Regions from separate parts of the Homo sapiens genome. Here region 2 is linked to region 1. Evidence: read pairs that join two places in POLR2A ChIA-PET (ENCODE). Cell type or tissue: GM12878. All regions are shown on one strand. Each heading gives the region's core, and the rest is flanking DNA. Links, peaks and the distances in the headings are about the cores only.

What was found. Peaks named below come from ENCODE experiments on the same cell type or tissue, not always from the same donor. Only the 100,000 strongest peaks of a DNase experiment are listed, where the experiment ranks them.
Region 2: POLR2A ChIA-PET joins it to region 1 with 8 read pairs; 2 of 35 experiments call an interaction of 5 or more read pairs at or near these places.

Annotation. Positions count from the first base shown.
Region 1 is chr9:123,635,989-123,641,927 of GRCh38, reverse strand. The region is part of intron 9 of DENND1A (DENN domain containing 1A); the gene reads left to right. Among named protein-coding and RNA genes, the nearest start is that of MIR7150, 150 kb to the right of the region's middle. In GM12878, for the core only: no CTCF peak of the experiment used is centred there; a DNase peak (open chromatin) is centred at 3,697.
Region 2 is chr9:124,007,582-124,013,520 of GRCh38, reverse strand. LHX2 (LIM homeobox 2) reads right to left here and starts at 1,753. Exons shown (of 5, transcript NM_004789.4): 1 at 1,053-1,753. The coding sequence starts at 1,172. It overlaps LHX2-AS1 (LHX2 antisense RNA 1), which reads left to right and starts at 4,125. Exons shown (of 2, transcript NR_135129.1): 1 at 4,125-4,455; 2 at 5,430-5,939. RefSeq lists enhancers at 1-268, 269-841, 4,696-5,406, 5,407-5,939 and a silencer at 1,780-1,829. In GM12878, for the core only: no CTCF peak of the experiment used is centred there; no DNase peak of the experiment used is centred there; H3K4me3 peaks cover 1,784 bases.

The DNA.
Region 1 (5,939 bases), core at 1,263-5,262:
TATGTTAGAACCACCCAGAAAACTTGTTAAAATGCAGGTTCTTGGGCACCATCTCCAGACATTCTGGTTCACAAAGTCTAGTATGGAACCATGGAATGTGTATTTTTTGAGGTTCCCCGGATGATTGATACACAGCCTGATTTGGAACCAGTGAATAGACAGTTCTCTAAGACAAAAACAATATTTATTCTTTGGTGGCTGTTATTTTGCATCGTTAGACTCATTTTCATGTTGAGACGACATAATAGAGACTGATCAAGTTCATTTAGAAGATGTTTATGCGTACCGACTGGCACTTAAAAAGCTCTTTGTTTCCATATTCTCTTTGGGAGAGCTTTGACTGGGGCCTTGGCTAGTCTAGAAAAGGACCATAGCTGAGTATAATCTGTTCAGGCTCTCAGTAATTTTACGGAATACCAGTGCAGTCCACCGGTGTAATTTGGGGTGCATGTGTGTAAACAGGTGATGTTTCTTTTTTTTTTTTTTTTTTTGCCATTTCATTAAATTCATCCGATTTCTGCCATGGCAGAAAATTTTATTATTTTAGTAATGCGGTCAAGTCATGAAATAAATTGTGTCTTCCTTAGATTGCAGGACTGATAGCTTCTCATATGACTCTTATGAATCAGAATTTTAAAGAATCAGAATTTTAAAGGATAATATTTAAGTCATTGACATCTTAATCTACTTAAAAAGCCCTGCACCCACTTTGGCAGACATGGCTGTCATAAAAGAAATTTTGAGCGCCTACTAGGTGCTTATGACACTGGGAGCAAGGACTCATAATTTCCTGTGTTGTTTCTGCAGACTGAAAGTGTGGTCACTTTGGTGAACCAAGGTAGTGTGATATGAGGTTAGACCATGAAATCATCGGTAAGTGCAGACACGGAGCACATTCACATTTGTTCTTTTCTGCTACCTTGATAGCTTCAGAGTCTACCAGCTAGATGTGTCAGACAGCCCTGCTGGAGGTATCTTTTCCCAAGAAAAAAGACAGCAGGAGTGGAGGAGAGAGTATCAGACTGCAAGTCAGGATGGCTTTGTTCCACTTCTGCCTCCGCCTTGTACTTAATCCACCATGTGCCACTTTCTAGCCATATGGCCTTGGGCAAGTTACTTGACCTCTTGGAGTCCCTCTGTCCTCTTCTGTGAAAATGGGGATAGTATTCACACCTACCTCAAGGTGGTTAAAAAGATCCGGTGACCATCCAGATATGAAAGCACAGAGCCCAGCACTGGGCGCACTATTCACTCTGTAAATGTTACCTGAGGCTGAATCTCATCCTTGCAGGCCATAAACCCCGATTTGACTCTCAGAAACAAGGAGAGCGATAAAGATCCTAGGAGACTTCTGAATATTAGGATCGTCGTAATAGCAGATAGGGAGTGAATCCAAGCAAAACAGAATAGTCACGGCAACTCCCAAGAGGTTTTGCGTACGGACCACTTCTCCCTAGTCATTTAGTCATTGAATAAATGGTCATTTCTCATTCAAGTCCTCACAGAGCTTGAGTGGCCTAAGAAGCTGCTGTGTTCTCTTGACCCACCCTTACCCCCTGACTGGCCTGTAGCTGGGAGGAGGACTAGCAGCTTCTCTGTCTTCAACCTTCAGGGCTCTGATGTCTCTGTCTCTGTGAAGCAGGCCTGATTCTTGCCCCAGGCAGAATTAATGATTCTTTCTTTATATGCTAACACACTTGAACCTCTATTATAGCATCTCTTTCATAATGCTTTTGTGTGGAAGTTGATTGTTTGCATTTTGATCTTTCTCTCTCTATTTTAAATTGCTTGAGGGCATGGTGTGTGCACATAGTGGATACTCAGTAATTGTGGGATTAATATAGATCAGAGCACAGAAGCAGTTTCATGGGGGCTAAGAGCACAGAATCCAGAGCTCAACTTCCCTAGGTTCATATCCTAGTTCTGCCAATAGCTGTGACCTTATACAGGTTCCTCAACACCCAGGAGCCTCAGTTTCCTCATCTATAAAATGGGGACAATAATGCTACCTACCTTATAGGGCTGTTGTGAAAATTAAGTGAGTTAAATATATGTGAAGCACTGTTCTCAGTGATTGGCAGATAGTAATGTGAATTCAGTGGTCATGGTGGTGGCTGTTTTTTGTTTTTGTTTTTTTTTTTTTTTTTTTTGAGATGGAGTTTCGTTCTTGTTGCCCAGGCTAGAGTGCAGTGGCGAGATCTTGGCTCACCACAACCTCTACCTCCCGGGTTCAAGTGATTCTTCTGCCTCAGCCTCCCGAGTAGCCGAGATTACAGGCATGTGGCACCATGCCTGGCTAATTTTGTATTTTTAGTAGAGACGGGGTTTTTCCATGTTGGTCAGGCTAGTCTTGAACTCCCAACCTCAGGTGATCTGCCCACCTCAGCCTCCCAAAGTGCTGGGGATTACAGGCGTGAGTGTGGCTGTTTTATAGCTTGAATCTTTCTTCTGAGGTTTTTTTTTTTTTTTTTTTGGTAGGGGGTTGGGGGGATACGGAGGCTCATTCTGTTGCCCAGGCTGGAGTATAGTGGGGTTATCTTTGCTCACTGCAACATCTGCCTCTCGGGTTCAACTGATACTCGTGCCTCAGCCTCCCAAGTAGCTGGGACTACAGGCGCCTGTCACCACACCCAGCTAATTTTTGTATTTTTTGGTAGAGAAAAGGTTTCACTCTGTTGGCCAGGCTGGTCTCGAACTCCTGACCTGAAGTGATCCGCCTGCCTTGGCCTCCGTAAGTGCTGGTATTACAGGCATGAGCTACCACCTGCGGCCTACAGTCACTTTCTAAGGTTAAATTTGCCAAAGAAAACTACAGGGAACAGTCCTTTTTCTTTTTCTTTTTCTTTTTTTTTCTTTCTTTCTTTTTTTTTTTTTTTTTTTTTTTTTTTACTACTCATGCAAATTTAGTAACTCACCACCTGAAGGTTCCTTAGTTTCTTCATGTGTGGGTACCTGACAGATAGGTACTCACGATTCCATGTTCAGTTATGCTTTCTTTTTAAAAGTATGATTCTTTATTAAAGCAATAGTATAGATCCATTAGCTAAACATAAATTATGATTTATATTGTCAAAGAAATAGAAATATCCACTTAGACTAGATTTGAGGTGGCAAATCGATTTCTTCTTGAGTGCCCACTTTGATCCATTGATCAAAGGTGCATGTGAGGCTGGGCATGGTAGCTCACACCTGTAATCTCAGCACTGTGGGAGGCTGAGGTGACCTCAAGTGTGAGGTCAGGAGATCGAGACCAGCCTGGCCAACATGGTGAAACTCCGTCTCTACTAAAAACACAAAAATTAGCTGGGCGTGGTGGCATTCACCCAGCTACTCGGGAGGCTGAGGCAGGAGAATCACTTGAACCCAGGAGGCAGAGGTTGCAGTGAGCCAAGATTGCACCACTGCAACGCCAGCCTGGGTGGCAGAACGAGATTCTGTATAACAACAACAACAAAAGTGCATGTGAGGAAGGATTGTGGGCCACATCCCGACTCTGTGATCAGTTAGTAATGTCTGTCACAGATATGGCTTGGAGGAGTGGTGGCACATTGGCTGTCCCTGTATTGAATACATTGTTATCAGTCCCCCATGTAACCCTGCCTTTTTCTTTTTCATCTTAAAGAGGAAAGAAAGCTCTTTCCTCACTCATGGTGCTGTGGGCTTATTTACAGTGTGGTTTACCACACCATGGTTTTCTGCTTCTGCTTTGGTAGCTAAAGCTTTTCTCTGGCAGTTTTAGTTGCTTTGATGTTTTAAAGTGTCAAATCTTGGCATGAAAGCTTGTTGCCCCGGTTAATAACTTACTCTAATTACTCTAGTAGATAGCTTTAAAAAAAAATGGAGAGAAGTGATTAAGCAGGCGGTTGATTGCCTGTGTAAGCTTCCTCCTGACTAGGTGATATTGCTGTTGGGGGAAGACGCTTTCCTTCACTCCTTGTTGGGTGGTTTTTTTGGTGTGTGTGTGTGTGTGTGTGCGCGTGTGTGTGTGTGTGTGCGTGTGTGTGTGTGTGTGTGTGTTTATTCCTTCCCTTTCCCAAAAGATAATGGAGAAGGAAAAAAGTAAGATGAGTTCCACCCAGCTGAAAATGAAACTACTGGAAGAACGATTGTTGCCATTACCCCCTGAAAAGCAGCCCTGCATTTCAGCTGCTAAGAAAAGCAAGACACTGTTTGCTCTTTCCTTCTACTCACATGTCCGGCATCTGTCTAGAGTAGCTGAAGGTTCTTTGATTTCTGAGATGTTCTAAGTTGCCTTTCTGCTAGAGTATCTTTGATAGTTTCTTGAAAGCCTATTCATCCCCCACTAAATACAGTAACTACAATTTGAACATAGCTGAACCCTTTATAATTAAAGGTTTTTCTCACAGCCATGGAAGGGTTGAAATAGGTTGACTTCACAGAGTCCCTGCAGATTTTGCTTAAAACGTTTTGATGATTTTAGAGAGGATTTGTCATTTAAGAATAAATTATAATCAAAACAAAAACCACAGCAGTGTTTGAATCATGGCACCATGATACTACGAAGATGGTTTATAATTAAATAAAAGAATCAAGTTCTCAAACTGAGAAAGGGAACAACTTCCCAAGACACACAGCATTTTCTACAGCTGCTCTAAATAAGATGATCCCTGGTCAAAATGAACAAACTTAAGAATGACCTCCCTTTAAAGTCAGTAATCTGGTATCCTTTCTGTATTTATCATTTTATTCATTTCTTTGCGTTTATGTTCAGAGGGGAAATCCAAATGCCTCTAACCCTGTGAAGCAGGTGTTGGTTTGATTATTTAACATTCTGAATTCTAGGATGGAAAGAATGACTGTGACCATCTGATTGTCTTCCTCTGCCAGCTTTTAGAGCTTGGAATCTTAATACTTTTTCAAAACTGTACAGCCTCTAGTTGTGATCTATTAGGCAATTGCAATTTGTTAAATGTCTGGGGCCGGGCGCGGTGGCTCACGCCTATAATCCAGGCACTTTTGGAGGCGGGCGGATCACATGAGGTCAGGAGTTCGAGACCAGCCTGACCAACATGGAGAAACCCCATCTCTATTAAAAATACAAAATTAGCTGGGCATGGTGGCGCATGCCTGTAATCCCAGCGACTCGGGAGGCTGAGGCAGGAGAGTTGAACCTGGCAGGCAGAGGTTGTGGTGAGCTGAGATTGCGCCATTGCACTCCAGCCTGGGCAACAAGAGTGAAACTCTGTCTCAAAAAAAAAAAAAAAAAAAAGTCTGGTAATCTTGCCTATTCTTCCTCATGGTGTGAATCTGGAGGCATTCTCCATTCCCCAAACATTTACTCAGCACCGACTCTGTGTCAAACATAGTAGGAGGTAAGAAGAGGAATATTTGGGAGGCCGAGGAGGGCGGATCACCTGAGCTCGGGAGTTCGAGACCAGCCTGGCCAATTTGGCGAAACCCTGTCTTTGCTAAAAATACAAACATTAATTGGGCGTGGTAGCAGGTGCCTGTAATCCCAGCTACTCAGGAGGCTGAGGCAGGAGAATCACTTGAACGTGGGAGGCAGAGGTTGCAGTGAGCCGAGGTCCCACCACTGCACTCCAGTCTGGGTGACAGAGCGAGACTCCATCTCAAAAAAAAAAAAAGAGGAATCAGATGTGGTCTTGGTCCTTGAACAGCTCAAATCCATAGCCGTCGTGTTCCTGGTCACCTGGGGTCATCTACATCTGAGTTCTTCAGAGTATCAGGGGCCAAGTAAGGAAGACAGCTGTGCCCTGGTCAGGTGATGGAGATGGGGTGACCTAAAAGTGGTGGTTCCTACATAGCTCATGAATTCCAGCTGGGCCCTGGAGCTGCAGAGCTGAGAAAGCAAGACCAGCTTAAAGACAGACCCTGATTTGCTTCGGCTTAGTACAGGTGAAGAAGGTAAACTGGGGTAGAGGAGGAGCCTTCTTCACTTCAAAGGATAGCAATTCCTC
Region 2 (5,939 bases), core at 634-4,633, 370 kb before region 1:
AGAGACAGCGGAGTTCCTGGGCCCCAGCTCCAGTGATCCCTGGATCCTTAGACCAGAGGTTAAGGCCAGGACAAGTCAGCCAACTTCTGGCTCCTCTGCCACACGGGCTGGGGCCCTCTTGGGTCCGGGGATGAGGTAAGTGGGGTGCAGGGACACCCTCAAAGTCCGTGGGTGAAGGACAGGTTCAACCCAAATACTTCCCTATCCAAACTGACCAGCAGAGAAGGTCTAACCGAAGAAGCGCTCAGAGGCCGGGAGGACACTGGCGCCGCTGCTCCTGCTCCCGGAGCAGAGAAGCTTCTCCCGTGCTCCCCACCTCCGCGGCCTCCTAAAGGTCACTTCTGGGCCCGCTGGTCGGGCAGTGTCTGCTCGTCTGGCCCCCAGGGAGGCCTGAGGCGAGGAACTGGCTATTTGGGGCTGGGCCCGCGGAGCCAGGTGTAGAGATCCAAATGGAGTCTCCTTCGGCGAGGGCCAGGCCGGAGCCTGAACTCCCAGCCCTGGCCTGGCTAAGTCTGACCAGTCAAGGGTCTGGGGACGCGATCAACGACAAATGTTGGCCCCGAAGACTTCGGCCTCTGAAACTGCGCTGGGGGTTGAGGAGGATCCCCGATTGCCGGAAAGCTGGGAGCGGCCCAAGCCGGCTGGAGCCCCAATGCTCCCAGCTGGTTCGCCCTTCCCTGGCGCCGCTCGCGGCGCCGCCAGCAACCGGAGCCGAGAGGTGGAGGAGAGCGCGGGGCTGTCGACCCCGGCACCGGGCAAGGTGAGAAGGGAGCCGCCCCGGGCCGCGGATGGGACTTCGCTTCCAGTTCGGAAGAAACGCTCTCCTCTACCCCCAGGGCCGAGATTTCGGTTTCAACCTTGTTTCCCTTCTGCGTCCCAGCAGCCGGGTTTCCCCCGAACCGGGAGCCACCGGCCTTGCATTCTGACCGAGGATCCCCAGCACCCAGTCCCGTGCGGCACGAAGGACGCTCCCCAAACTTCGGGGAGCAGAGGCGCTGACTGGCCCGGCCCCATCCCAGCTCTCAGCCCCGACCCCACAGCCGCGCGCCTACCGTCTCGGTGTCGCCGCGGTCGATGGCGGAGCTGATGGCGGGAGCCTCGCTCTTGGCCCTGCGGTCCATCTCGTCGATGACCCCGTGCACCTCGGGGCCCGACAGACTGTGGAACAGCATCGCGGCGGGACCGGCGGGGCCGGGGGCGCGGCTCCTCCGAGGGAGGGCTTGCCCCCCGCCTCAGCTGCCTGGCGCTCCTGGCGCTAACGGGCCCGGTGCATCGCCACCGCGGCCCCGGCCCCGCCCGAGCTCGGCTGAGCCCCCAGGCCGGGCTCCGGGCCCCGGGCGCTCGCGGGGCAGGACGCCTCCCGCCGAGGCGCAGGGGCAGCTACATTGCGGGGCGCCTGGGCGACGGCGCCAAAGCCAGGGTCACAAGGGCACGGGACAAGCGGGGCGGGGGGAGCAGGAGACTAGGACAGAGGTCGGCGCCCGCCGCGGGCGCTTTCACGCCGCGGGCATCGCCCGCCCGGCTTCAGCGCCCGGGGCGCAAAGCAAGGGCGCAAACTCTGCCCGAGGCGGCGACGGCTGCGGTCGGGGTTCACCCTGAAGCCGCTAGGTGTCCGCGGCGGCCCAGCTGCCTGGACCCCTCCCCTCCCTGGGGTGCGCCCCCAGCCCAAGGCGACCCTCTTGGGCGCTGAGTCGGCGACTGGAGTAGGGGTTTCTCCGAAGCCTGCGAGCCGAGTCGAGCCACCGGGAGAATTGAAGAGGAGGAGGAAGAGGAGGAGGAGGAGGCGGAGGAGGAGGTGGAGGAGGAGAAAAAAGAGGAGGAGCAGAGTGGGAGGAGGAGCCGCCGGCCGCGGGCCCAGCCGCGCGCAATGCTCTCCAAGCGCGCGCCTAGCCCAGCCCCGGCTCTGCAGTCCGCGCCAGCGCAAGCCTCCGCGCCTTTTCTACAGCCGCGCCTGACATCACGTCCTGCCGCCGTGCCATTGGCCGCTCGGCGCCCCAGGCCCTGGCAGCGCGTGCTCCGGGAAGGCGGGAGACCCAAGAGGGAGGGGAGAGGCAAGAGGAGCAGAGGAGAGTCGAGATGGTGGGAGCTGGTGGGCGAGGCTGGAGGGCGGGGGTGGGGGGGAGGCAGGGAGGAGGGAGAGCGCGGGGTTTGGAGTTTTTAAGATACGAACAGCTTCCTGCGATATCTTCAGAAAGGAAAATTAAACCCTCTATCCTAAGAAGGCGCAGCAAGGGGATGCTCGTCTCACTGCGGTCTCCCCTCGGCCTGGAGCCGCGGCCTCAGGCACCCGCCTGGGAGGCCCGGGAAGGCAGGCCTGTGGCAGAGTTGCAAGAGCCTTCGGCCGGCCGTTTCCCATCGAGCTCCGCCTTCGGCCCGGGCTCTGCACAGCGGGCTGCAGGCGGCCGTGCAAGCCTCCTGGGTACCCGGCAGAGCCTGAGTGGCGAGACCGGCGAGAGCTGTGACTCCCGGGGAGGGGGGCCAGCCAGCATATCCACGCTCCAAGCCCGCTAGGGCCCAATCTGCAGCCCAGCGTGTAGCTTCTCGCTCTTCCCGGTCTCTCCCCAGCCTGGAAGAGTGGGGGCGAGCATGGCTTTAGGAACTCAGAAAGGCCAGGGTTCGAATCCTAGCTCTGCCATTTACATGCACTGTAACCTTAGGCAGTGACTTATCCTCCCTTAGCCTGTTTCTGACCTTTATAATGGGCGACAAGAAGCTCTCCTCCGCATGGACGTGTTGATTGAAAGAGACTGTGGATGTAAAATGCCTGGAACATAGTAGGCACTTAGCAAATTATTTCATTACTCTCTCTTGCTCCTTTTCCATTAAAAACTTTCTCACTCCAAGACACATTCGATATCAGTGAGGTTCTTAAAAACCACAGGCCTATTCTCTGCCCACTGGGCACACCATGTCTCAGACCCCGCTGATGGCGCGAGTCCTCCTTACCCGCCTGGCTGCACCACCTCCCCAGGGGCCAACAAAGTAGCGTGCTGGGTAAATCCCAACTGCTACCCCCAGCCTCCAGGTTTCAGGCTCACCCTAGAGTCTCCTGGGGACTGGAGGGAAATACCCAGGTGTCTGGTGGGGGAGGGATTTAGGAAATAAAATGATTGTAGACAAAAACTGAATAAGCACTTCGGTTACAGAGTCCCATCTGGGTCTGCTTCGGAGGCAGGTTTGGCTCCGTCTAATAGGGACAAGGCGGGTGTCAGTCTGAAATGACTTGTTTGCCAGGACAGGTAAGGGGATAGTCAGGACCTGCGGTTTACCTCACAGGGTACAGAGTTGAGGCATGAAATCATGTTTTTCACGTGTGTAAGTAACTTTCACACACAAATATATGTGTGCACAAATATATGTATGCGTGTAATGCCCAAGCACATGAACTTGTGTTCATGTGTGCAAATACACATGTTCATCTCTGTTGGCAATAACACAGCCAGCACGAATTTTATCTCTGTTGGCAAAATCACAGCCAGCACCACTGAAGAGCTAGGGTCTTACACATGCGCATCAGGTGTAAGTGTCTAGAGCTGGGAAGAAGGATGCAACTGCAAAATGGTAAATTGCACGTTATACCTGCACTTGCGTGCTCAGGCGATTCTACTTAAATCACTGCAAGTGCTCCTACGAGGTCGTTTTGCATAATTGAAAAAACTTGAAGTTACAATCATATGTGTATATTCTGCATGTGTACAGATGCCCCAACGCGAGGGAAGGACCACTAAACCCAAAGACGCGCGTGCCCGTGTGTTCACACAGACGTGTGCTTCGGCGCCTGCACACGGCCGGCGCGCAGGCATGCGGACGCCTACACGAATACATAGGCATGTTTTATTGACGCATCTGGGGCACTTTCTTTCAAAGAAAGTAAGGAATGAAAATCCAATCTGAGAGTCACCAGGGTTCATCTGGAGGTCGCCCAAGGGGCAGAAAAAATTTGTAATGACGCTAGAGTGTTTGTCCTTGGTGCAACTCCACTCTCGGGAGGGCTGGATACAATACGTTTGGAAAGCTCGAGGGGCTGCCTTAGGATCTGGGGGCGGGGGGTGGGGTACTCAGCAACTCTTGCCGCGGGCTGCTCAAGAAACGTGGAAACACACCCTGCGACTTTCCACTCCCCCATACATATAGGCACGCGATTCCGTCGCCACCTCTCGGACCAGCAGCCCACGTCCAACGCTGGGCCGACCCCAGATACACAGGCAGTCGGGATTCCCGCCCGGTGCGCTTGTCTATTCATCCCTCTGCGTCAGGCTGGGACGCGCTCCGTCTGTAAAAGGCTCAAACGCATCTCCCGCCGCGGGGCGGGATCTAGGGGCCCAGGCCCCGGGGTCCAGAGGCGGGTAACTTTGCTAATCTCCCCCAGCGGCGGGGAACGTCGCGCAACCGCTGAGCCCTGTCCGCCGAGACTAAACAAGCAGAGGAACAGGCTGTAAACACACATCCTGACACGTGAGTGACATTTACGCGGTGCGAGAAGCTGCAGCCAAGGGAAAGGCAAGGGGTGGGGGGAGCGGGCACCGACAGGTACGGAACCTTCGCAGGCGCCGGAAACGGCGGCCCCTCGACCTCCCCCTCCCCCAGAAAGTGGCAACGAATGCCTAAGTCCCCCGAACCTGCCTTTTGTGGGAGGTGACAGGTGAACGGAATTCAGGTCTGGCCACTCTCGCCGCTGCCTACCTCCCCACCATCTGCTTCCTCGCAGACAAGCAGACCCGGCGCATAATGAGGTAGCAGCCTCCAGCCGGCCACCGTGACTAACTCAGAACAAAAGCGCTCCCTCCACGCCTCCTCCAACAAAGGGGCCACCAGCCCCGGCGCTCCCCGAAGGCTGCGGGGCTCCCGGCTGCCGGCTGCGGAGCTGCCGCGCGCAAACTTCCCGGGGCTCCCGGGGCTGCCGGCGCCACGGAGCCGGGGCCGCGGAGGGAGGAAGCGCAAGCCGCCCGGAGAAAGTGAGGCCAGACCCGGCGGGGGAGAGGGGAGGGAGCCGGGCGGCCGCGGAAGGAGGGTGATTGATCAGTGCGCGGTGCCCGGCGCTCTGTCCCGTTATTAGAGGCGGCCAAAGCAGGGCCACGCAATAACCTCAGAATCGCCAACTAATTGACGCTGCAGGCAACTACTTCATTGTGCGCGCTGGTTTTATGTCTTCATAGCCGGTGATTGACAAGGTGTAATTAGTCATCTCACTCGGTGATAAACATGGGCACCCTCCTCCCGCGGCATCAGGCCGTGTGTACCAGCAGAGGAAGCGATAGTTGACGCTGATATACCATTAAATCAAAATGAAGACGTTCAGAAGTGTGTGTTTGCTGTGACGCTGTGATGGTTTATTTCTCAAATACGGCACCAACAGATTTACTTGATTTGCAAGTTAACTACAACATTAACTGGTTTTATTTATTTTGCCTCTTCCTTCCTCTTCCTAGGCAGGGATGTTGCTCTTGGAGAATGTGAAGACAGTTTGCTTCTTGACAAGCGAGCGAACGGGCGCCCAGATTTTTGCAGCCTTTCCGAGTCTCCCCCGAGGGAGAGGCGGCAGAGAAAACGCCGGATTTGGGAGCCACCAGGGAAGGATCCGCGCAGGGGAGCCGCCCTCCTTGGCCCCAGACCCGCCTGCCTGGGGCCCCCTTTGCTCACTGTCAATGTATGGTCTGAAGCTCTGAGGATGGTGCTGGGGACTGGGGTCGGGGGAAGCCTCTTGAATAATAACTGCAAAGAAGAAAGAGGCGAGAACGTCTCCCTAACCTTGAAGCAGAAAGGACTGTGTTCTTAAAGCTGTTGGCTGCAGTCACAGGGCCAGTTGCCCGCCTCTGTTCCCTGAGTAAAGTGTAACATCTTCTGTCCTCCTGGCTTGCTTGCACCATTCAGCAAATTATACTCCTTCCTTACCAAAGTGGGAATGCTCAGGGAAGTGTGTGTGTGTGTGTGTGTGTGTG